3 separate regions of the Homo sapiens genome follow, and regions 2 and 3 are each linked to region 1. A link is a contact called in ENCODE Hi-C or POLR2A ChIA-PET data. All regions are on one chromosome and are shown on one strand. Each heading gives the region's core, a stretch centred on a gene start or an enhancer-like site at or near the end of the contact. The rest is flanking DNA. Distances are from core to core; before and after follow the strand shown.

Region 1 (2,978 bases), core at 205-2,704:
TTAAAAAGTGTTGAGAAAATGTAATAAAAATAACAAAAGAGTGGTATGTTTGACCAGTAATAAGAAACTAATATATAAAGAAGAGGAGGAAAGAAGACGTGCAATACGCAGAGTGGTGGAAAACTTCATGAGTGGAAGATTAAATCCGATGCAGAACTTAATAAAATGTGCGCCTTACTTCAAAGGAAGTTTAAAAATGGTGTTTACAAGGGATCTTTCTGGGGTATTGGAAATGTAATACTGGAGTGGGGTAATGGTTGCACATCTCCACAAAATTACTAAAAATAAACTGTACACTTCAAACAGGTAAATTCTGTAGTATATAAATTATACCTCAAAGTTATTTTTAAAGAACTAACATTTGTTCAACAAAGAAGGAAAAATTATATTAAGTTTATCTCACTAAACCATAAAAAGGAAGTGGCCAAGAGGAAAAGTACAGTAATTCATTCAATAGACAGAAAAATAAAAATGGAAAAATGCATAGATTAAGAAATGTTAATGTGTCCATTTCAGCCCTTGAAAGGACAGTATAGTATCTCCAGGTAATTCTGCTGCTCTTAACCAGATTTTCTTCTTTCATAGATATATGCACAAGTCCAAAGGAGAAGGAAGACTTCAGTTTAATTGCATATCACCTAGGAAAGAGCTGAACAATTTATTCTGACCCCCAATTACTGCATGACTGAAAGACATAGAGATGGTATCTCCCATGAGAGAAGAATTTCAAGAGAAAATTTAAAAACAGAAAATCAAATTTATAATTGTTTTAAAAGAATGTGTGGGCCAGGCATGGTGGCTCATGCCTGTAAATCCCAACACTTTGGGAGGCCGGGGTAGGAGAATTACTTGAGGCCAGGAGTTCAAGACCAACCCGGACAACACAGTGAGACCTCAGTCTCTACAAAAAAAAAAAAAAAAAAATTATTTTTTTTAATTAGCCAGGCGTGGTGGCACACACCTGCAGTCCTAGCTACTCCGGAGGCTGAGGCAGAAGGATCACTCGAACCCAGGAGGTCAAGGCTACAGTGAACTGTAAATGTTCCACACTGCACTCCAGCCTGGGTAATAAATCAAGACCCTGTCTCTTAACTTAAAAAAAAAAAAAAATCTGTGGACATTTTTTTTTTCTTTTTTTTTTTTTGGAGACAGGGTCTCACTCTGTCACCCAGGCTGGAATGCAGTGATGCAATCACACCTCACTACAGCCTCTACCTCCCAGGCTCAAGCAATCCTCCCACCTCAGCCTCTCTAGCAAATGGGACTACAGGCACATGTCACCATGCCTGGCTAATTTTTTTTGGTGTTTTTTGTAGAGACAGGATTTCACCATGTTGCCCAGGCTGGTTTCAAACTCCTGGATTCAAGCAATTCATCCACCTCAGCCGCCCAAAGTGCTGGAATTACAGGCATGAACTACCACACCCAGCCTGGTAATTTCTTTACAAGCATAATGACAAGAGTCAATTCCCTCAACCAGGTGAAACAGCCAAATGGGGAATTTTCTTGGTATTTTTGAAGAAAATTAATTTGCATTGGCTCAGGGACTTTTGCAGAAGTTTCCCAAAACAGCAGTACTGTACTTTTTTACTCCATTTGCAGATACAGAGATCAAGCAAAACTGCACCTATAAACAACCCCAATCCACACTTGCTTTGAGCTCTGAAAATATTAACCTACACTGACCTCTCCTGCACCAACTTCAGCAAATCCTAGGTCAAGAGCCTCAACTTCCCAAAACAGCACAGGTGTCTCTAATTTCAAACCCGCCAGTCTCCACCCTGCCTTTGGCTAATCAGTAGCAAGCCCCCAAAAAAAGAAAAAAATTAACTCATATAATTATTCTTTCCTTCTCCAGAAAACAAATGAAGTAACATAAAACACTACAAAATTCTATTTCCTCTAAATGGCTATTATAAATAGTTCAAGACACTGAGTCACAATATTATTCACCTAGACTTGAAAAGCTGTAATATCAATGAACTTGATATATTTCAGTAAAAGAACATACATGAAAATTTACAGTACAATGCCTAACTCCAGCAGGAATTCAATAAAAGTTGGTACCTTTCTTTACTTTCCATTAATTTTATCACACAGTATTTCCATGGAATAGTTTATTACCCCAATATAAAAGTAGAACAATAGAAAAAAGATAATTTACTGACCACACAGATCACACCCAGAAAATTCAGACCACTAGATGATGACAAAGGATTCATTTACAGAAGTTTAACTTTAATCTACCGTCTCCTCCTCCTTCCTAGACAGCAGCGTCAATTCCAAGGCCATGTTCCTTCTGCTATAGGAAGTGGCTACACTGTTTTTCCCTGTAGCAATGTACTAATCTCTTCTTTGTGACTGAGAGAAAGCCAGTCTCAAGAACCTGTGCTAAGTGTAGATGCAGCAAGAGTCCAGACTGACATCAACCCATAGAACCCCACACACAAGTTTACAGGATTCCTGGTTGGGGAGTTCCGTTTTGACTGTCAAGTTTACTCTGCAACTGAGCCAGGTCTCCTGTACCAATAAGCAACGGGAATCTCAACATACTTATGGTGGTAGAAAACTAGAACTACATGAACTAGCAGTAGCCTTTACCTTGACAGGAAATATTCTGACAGAAATAGTTTTGCAGAGCTGCGTGAACTGCCATCTATAGCTCTTTTTGCAGGCACCTGACATAAGACAGATACATAAGCCAAAGCTCTATCTGGTGTACTTTTGTTCAGGCCCAGGAGCTTAAGATAGGAACAAAGCATGTTGTGTCAAATCAAACTCTAGTGGTTACAGATGGACAGATCCTGTCATCAGTAACAAAATTTACAGTTGCCAGTAATGGCCTGGCTACTGTCTAGTCAGGTCCTTTGTTGCATTTAGTCTACCATTCACACAGGCTACTGATTTTTAGAGTGATCAGAATAAGCTAGCCTACCATTACCCACCACCCTAAATTGGTTTACATAATGGCTCCAACA
Region 2 (2,978 bases), core at 252-2,751, 190 kb before region 1:
ATAACCACAGTAAGGCATAGGTATTATTATTCCATTCTATCGAAAAGAAAACTGATACAGACGTGAAGTAAACTTGCCCACGGTTATAACAAGTGGGCACAGGCCCACTCTGCTACACGAGTAGCAGAGCTAGGATTGGACTGGAGATGTCTTTACTTTTTTTTTTTGAGACAGAGTCTCACTCTGTCACCCAGGCTGGAGGGCAGTGGTGCGATCTTGGCTCACTGCAACCTCTGCCTCCCGGGTTCAAGCAATTCTTGTGCCTCAGCCTCTCAAGTAGCTGCGATTACAGGGATGCATCACCATGCCTGGCTAATTTTTTTGTATTTTTAGTAGAGACAGGGTTTCACCATGGTGGCCAAGCTGGTCTCAAACTCCTGGCCTCAAGTGATCCGCCCACCTCAGCCTCCCAAAGTGCTGGGATTACAGGCGTGAGCCACCGCGCCCAGCCAAGATGTCTTTACTTTTAATCATGGTGCAGAGGATGAGCGCTGAGCCCACTCCCTCCCAAAGCTGACACGTGGTTGTTCTGCCACAGCCATTTGCCATCTCAGGCTCCAAGCCAGCAGGAGGCGTAATAGAGCACTGGGTTCCATTCCCAGGGCCATCTAGCTGGTGGCCATGTGTCCGTCATTTCACAGGGTGGGGTTACATGGTGTGGCAGGGCAAAGTTTTGGGAGTCCATTTGGAAACTATCAGTCTCTCCTAGGCTTATTTTCTGTTGTGTAAGGAATGAATGTGTTGTAAGGATTGAATGATGACATGACATGCTTTTTAAAATTTCTAGCTCAGTCTCTTTAATGTAAAAATATGTAATCATCCAGCTCATAGTTCTGAGGGAAACCCTATATCACATATATTTTACACTGAAGGAAGACATTAAAATTCCATTCTCTTCACACAGAACCAACCAACCAGGATGGCTGGCCTGTTGGGGAAGCAGGTTCTGCCATCTGGTTCTCAGCAGGCATGTCTGGAAGCAGGAGGGAGCGTCTCTCCCATTTGGGTACCAAAGCCTCTGTAACAGTCAGGAATGTTCTGCTGTGGCCTTTATCCTAAACTTGGCTTGGCCAGTGTGTGTCTGGGGCAGGAGCAGAGGCCGGGACACAGCTGAGCTGCCCACAGGAGCTATTTTTGCCCCCACACTTGTATGTCTTTAAAGAGAACTGGGATTTTCTCACAGCTCCTTTGAAGTGGTGGTTTGATTTTCCTCTTTTTTGCTTCTCACTTACCTAATTCTTCCCGATTTATCTAGAATTCCCAACACCAGAATTCCATGGCAGATAGCATGGAGAATAGGTTCTGTTATGGACCAGGATAACAACTGTCATTTCTGAATTCTCATTGTGTGAAAAATGGCAAAAGTAAATTTTTCTTCAGTGCCAGGTTTAGGTAAATATGATTTCAAAAACCGGAATGTAACTTGTCTTGAAATCTTTCAACCACATCTCCTCGTTGTCACCTACTTCCTTTCGTAGAGTGAGAGCCTTTAATTCTGTGGTTAGAAGTAAAAGGAAGTAAAGGCTTGGCCGGGCGCGGTGGCTCATGCTTGTAATCCCAGCACTTTGGGAGGCCGAGGCCGGCGGGATCACGAGGTCAGGAGTTCGAGACCAGCCTGGCCAATATGGTGAAACCCCGTCTCTACTAAAAAGACAAAAATCAGCCGGGTGTGGTGGTGCAACCCTGTAGTCCCAGCTACTCGGGAGGCCGAGGCAGAAGAATCTCTTGAACCCAGGAGGCAGAGGTTGCAGTGAGCTGAGATTGCACCACTGCACTCCAGCCTGAGGTGACCAAGCGAGACTCTGTCTAAAAAAAAATAAAAATAAAAATAGAATGACTTTCCTCTTTTCTCTTCTAACAGGGCAGATGATTCTGGACCAGATGAAGCCTGAGGAGCCTTCCAGCTCTAAGATAGCAGGATAGGAGACTTCTAAGATTGGAGCTGCAGAAGACTTGCCAGCCCACCAGCACAATGTCAGGTAGAGGCAGGGGCTGGACTTGGAAACGGGGTTTGAAGCTCTCACAGAGGAGCCAGAGGGATGGAAGGTGGCTTGTTTTCCATAAAACACCATCCAGATAAGAGAGGTGGAGATGGTAGGGAAGGCTTCTGGCTGGCTGAGAAAGTTATTAAAACTTCCTTCTCAGCTCTGCTCTCTAGCTCTCCTCCTCCAGCTCTCCAACCCGCAGATCTGCAGTCCTCAGGTGGAGAAAGAGGCCGGAAGATGAAGTTTGGTCATGTTTTGTAATGTGCTGCTGTTTCTTTCCCCTCTTCTCCAGAAATTTGCTGATTTCTAGGAGGTTTCTTTCACTCTGCTCCTTCCCTACCCAGCACGCTTGAGATGGGCCAGTCCCTTTAATGCTGGTGCTCTTAGAGGGAGAGGGTATTTCCTGATTTGAATTTTGCCTCTGCATTTTCTATTTTTTTTTTATTTTTTTGAGGCAGAGTTTCGCTCTTGTTGCCCAGGCTGGAGCGCAATGGCACGATCCTTGCTCACTGCAACCTCCGCTTCTTGGGTTCAAGCTATTCTCCTGCCTCCCGAGTAGCTGGGATTACAGGCATGTGCCACCACGCCCAGCTAATTTTGTATTTTTAGTAGAGATGGGTTTCTCCATGTTGGCCAGGCTGGTCTCAAACTCCTGACCTCAGGTGATCTGCCCACCTCGGCCTCCCAAAGTACTGAGATTACAGGCGTGAGCCACTGCGCCTGGCCTGCCTCTGCATTTTCTTGATTGTTCTCCTGGTCCTCTTTGGTTTTAGGAAGCCATACACCTGCCTGTGGCCCTTTCTCAGCCCTGACTCCGAGCATATGGCCCCAGGAGATCTTGGCCAAGTACACGCAGGTATAGCAGTTAGCCAGGCACCAGCCTGCTGTGCTCCCACGCTGTGGTATGAAGGGGACCCAGCTCTGCAGGCTGCCCAGGAAGAGGTGGCCAACTCACACAGGGTTATGAGTTCCCCACCAGAGATGGTATCTTAG
Region 3 (2,978 bases), core at 322-2,821, 160 kb before region 1:
GTGGCCAGTGTAACCCCGGACTTGGGAAGCTTTTCCATTGGCTAATGTTTGTGTCCCAACATCTACAAAACGTTAAGTGGAATTAAAGATGGGGAAATACCAGTGGTCTCCAAAGCACTCCAAAATTCAGGCAAGGAGGATCGGGTGATCATTCCATATCCTTAAATGTACAAAAAGAGAAACCTCATTCCAATCATGTTCCATATAATCACCATGGGAGGTAAATGAGAGAAGGGATGAAGTAGGAGAAGCAGAGCTTTCCATTTAAAACCACAAGGCCAGGGCTGGCCCTAGAGTCTAGCAGGCTCTGGCCTCAGAGTTCTATGGAAAGCTCTAAATGGAAATATAACCAGCAATGCAATGAGCTCTGAAAATGCTCTTTGGGAGTTCTGAGGGGGAAAAAAGGTACCTTACCCTGGCCCGCTCCAAGCTCCTTCTCTGCTCATGAAATGCGGCTGGACTTTTCAAAGCTGTTGAGAGAAGAACCGTAAAGATTACCTTCAAGCGAAGCATCATGTCTAGTGCTACGATATTCAGTGGAGAAGGCATCTTAAATTCATGTTACTGGCTGGGCGTGGTGGCTCACGCCTGTAATCCCAACACTTTGGGAGGCTGAGGCAGGCAGATCACGAGGTCAGGAGATCGAGACCATCCTGGCTAACATGGTGAAACCCTGTCTCTACTAAAAATACAAAAAATTAGCCAGGCGTGGTGGTGGTGGGCGCCTGAAGTCCCAGCTACAAGGGAGGCTGAGGCAGGAGAATGGCGTGAACCTGGGAGGCAGAGCTTGCAGTAAGCCGAGATTGCGCCACTGCACTCTAGCCTGGGCAACAGAGCGAGAAACCGTCCCCCAAAAAAAAAAAAAAAAAATCACATTACTGTTAGTAGTACTATAAATATCAGTTGAAGTGAAGGCAATGACACCTGAGTAAGCATGTATCTTTATGGTTTAGCTACCCCATTCAAACAGTTTTGGTAGAAACCAAAATATGACTCCTAATGGGAACTGTCACTGCCTAAGCTTGGGCTATATAAAGTGCACCCATGGAATGTAACTTTAACAAACACCCTGGCCCATGACTGGACCGTCAGCCGCAAATCCCCCTTCAGCTAGGACTCCAAGAACGCCTGCTAGGCCTCACATTATTCTCAGGACACCTGCACACAGGAAGGGGCACAGATGCATGCCAAATTAACCTTACTTCCTCAACCTCACGAGGAATCATAAAGTGGCCAAACTGTTTCAATGGGACAGTTAAAACCAAAAAGATATATGTCCACTCGGCACTATTTCCTTCTTCACTGCACCTGTTATTTATAGTGCTGCTAAAATTAACTTGAATTTCATCTCTAAGGACTAAAAGAACCCCATGGCAATTGTATGTGAAGGAACACACACAACCGACAGCTGAGACGAAGGGCTCAGCTCTATTCTGGGGATACCACACAAAGACCACAAGTCTCGACTTCTGCAAACAACACTCAGGTGGCAAGACCAAACCAAGAGCCTCCAGAAAGGCTGCACCATGAATGGAAGGTCTGACTCCTTTTGTCAAAAACTTGGCTGTAAGGACAAATAGCAACTTAAGACACTCTGAGGATGAGAGGGAAAGGCCTGACTCACTTCAAGTAGGGAACAGAGGCAATAAGAGAGAAATTTATAAGACTGTGGTCAGTTTCACTTCTCCTGCCCTAGAATTTCCAAAGAGCTGTGAAACTGCGAGCAGAGATAACTTTTGCTAGGCTGCTGGCTGCGGTAGGAGTGCAGGGTTAAGGAGCTGCTAAAAGTAGCAAGAGAGCATAGATAGGACCCTATCCTGCCTGGGCCGTTGTGCTTCTTCCTCCTTCCTCTCCACCCCCAGCGGGGGGCTGGGCCTCAGCAACAGCAGTCCCAGAAGAAAGCTTCAATTGTCCCAGTGGTATTTATTTTTAAAAATTTTTTGTGAATCTTAAGATAAAAAAGAAACTACAGTCTTAAAAGTACTACTGAGATCCCATCTTCTAACAGAAGGGGGAGCTCTAGATTTAACAAATAACATCAAAGAAAAACCAGTACAAGTTACCTCCCCAACCTACCTGGGCACTATCCAGGATTCCCCACTTCTTACATGGGCAGGTCGTGGGCATTTCAGTGGGTAAATAGACACCCCCTGCACCTGCTTCTACTGTGTAACGCTAGCTCAACTCCAAACGTCCTGCTCTGCAGGAACCCGGGTGTGATGCATCACACGTAACCTTGGCTCTTGGAAAGCTTAGCACATGCATGAGACAGTAAGTACAAAGAATCAAGAGAAAACGGACACTGTCCACCCCACCCCAGCTTCCTTTTCTGCCTCATTTTTCTCCGCAGCACTCATCACTGTCTTGACAGTCTTTATATAAATACTACGTATCTGGCTGGGCATGGTGGCTCACGCCTGCAATCCCAGCACTTTGGGAAGCCGAGGTGGGCAGATCATGAGGTAAGGAGTTCGAGACGAGCCTGGCCAACATGGTGAAACCCCGTCTCTACTAAAAATACAAACATTTTTGTACAGGCATGGTAGAGGGTGCCTGTAATCCCAGCTACTCAGGAGACTGAGGCAGGAGAATCACTTGAACTCAGGAGGCAGAGGTTGCAGTGCGCCAAGATAGTGCCACTGCACTCCAGCCTGGGAGACAGAGCAAGACTCCGTCTCAAAAAAAAAAAAAAAAGGCGGAATACTACATACTTTTCTTGTTTACTCTCAGTCTCCCACGTTTACATTTACAACATGTCCCCATCAGAGCACAGCAAGGGTTTTGTCTATTTTTTTAGTCACTCACAGCATTCCCCAAGTGCCTAGAATACCAGGCACACAGTATACCCTCAATAATTATTCACTCGATGAATTAGTGAGTATTCTGTAAGAAACGGACACAAGGTGACTAGTGACAGGAGGACAGGAGGATTCTGCGGCAGAGCTCTAAACTTTCATCTAAACAGCCAGAATTCTGGT

What was found. Hi-C counts contacts between places; a loop is a spot of excess contacts on that map. ChIA-PET counts read pairs that join two places held with the same protein, here RNA polymerase II (POLR2A). Pooled maps may share reads with other maps.
Region 2: a pooled map shows a loop between it and region 1 (2.9-fold over the local background). The contact joins two enhancer-like sites. A Hi-C loop is called at or near these places in 1 of 37 single-sample maps with no recorded cell type and 3 of 50 pooled maps. POLR2A ChIA-PET finds 5 or more read pairs at or near these places in 4 of 52 experiments (BJ, OCI-LY7, WTC11 and 1 more).
Region 3: a map with no recorded cell type shows a loop between it and region 1 (18-fold over the local background). The contact joins two enhancer-like sites. A Hi-C loop is called at or near these places in 12 of 37 single-sample maps with no recorded cell type and 7 of 50 pooled maps. POLR2A ChIA-PET finds 5 or more read pairs at or near these places in 5 of 52 experiments (AG04450, H1, OCI-LY7 and 2 more).

Annotation. Positions count from the first base shown.
Region 1 is chr22:40,591,362-40,594,339 of GRCh38, forward strand. All of the region lies in intron 2 of MRTFA (myocardin related transcription factor A), which reads right to left. Among named protein-coding and RNA genes, the nearest start is that of MRTFA, 44 kb to the right of the region's middle. RefSeq lists a silencer at 2,084-2,378 and an enhancer at 2,224-2,423. Within about 2 kb of position 1,455, at least 4 of the 41 ENCODE cell types and tissues checked have a DNase peak (open chromatin) inside an H3K27ac peak, as active enhancers do; they include OCI-LY7, where a contact is called at or near this core.
Region 2 is chr22:40,398,835-40,401,812 of GRCh38, forward strand. SGSM3 (small G protein signaling modulator 3) reads left to right here. Exons shown (of 22, transcript NM_015705.6): 2 at 1,862-1,979; 3 at 2,759-2,841. The coding sequence starts at 1,973. Among named protein-coding and RNA genes, the nearest start is that of SGSM3, 30 kb to the left of the region's middle. RefSeq lists an enhancer at 81-180. Within about 2 kb of position 1,502, at least 8 of the 41 ENCODE cell types and tissues checked have a DNase peak (open chromatin) inside an H3K27ac peak, as active enhancers do; they include OCI-LY7, where a contact is called at or near this core.
Region 3 is chr22:40,435,085-40,438,062 of GRCh38, forward strand. MRTFA (myocardin related transcription factor A) reads right to left here. Exons shown (of 15, transcript NM_020831.6): 5 at 415-470. Among named protein-coding and RNA genes, the nearest start is that of SGSM3, 66 kb to the left of the region's middle. RefSeq lists enhancers at 1,207-1,266, 1,527-1,656, 1,777-1,826, 1,897-1,946. Within about 2 kb of position 1,572, at least 22 of the 41 ENCODE cell types and tissues checked have a DNase peak (open chromatin) inside an H3K27ac peak, as active enhancers do; they include OCI-LY7, where a contact is called at or near this core.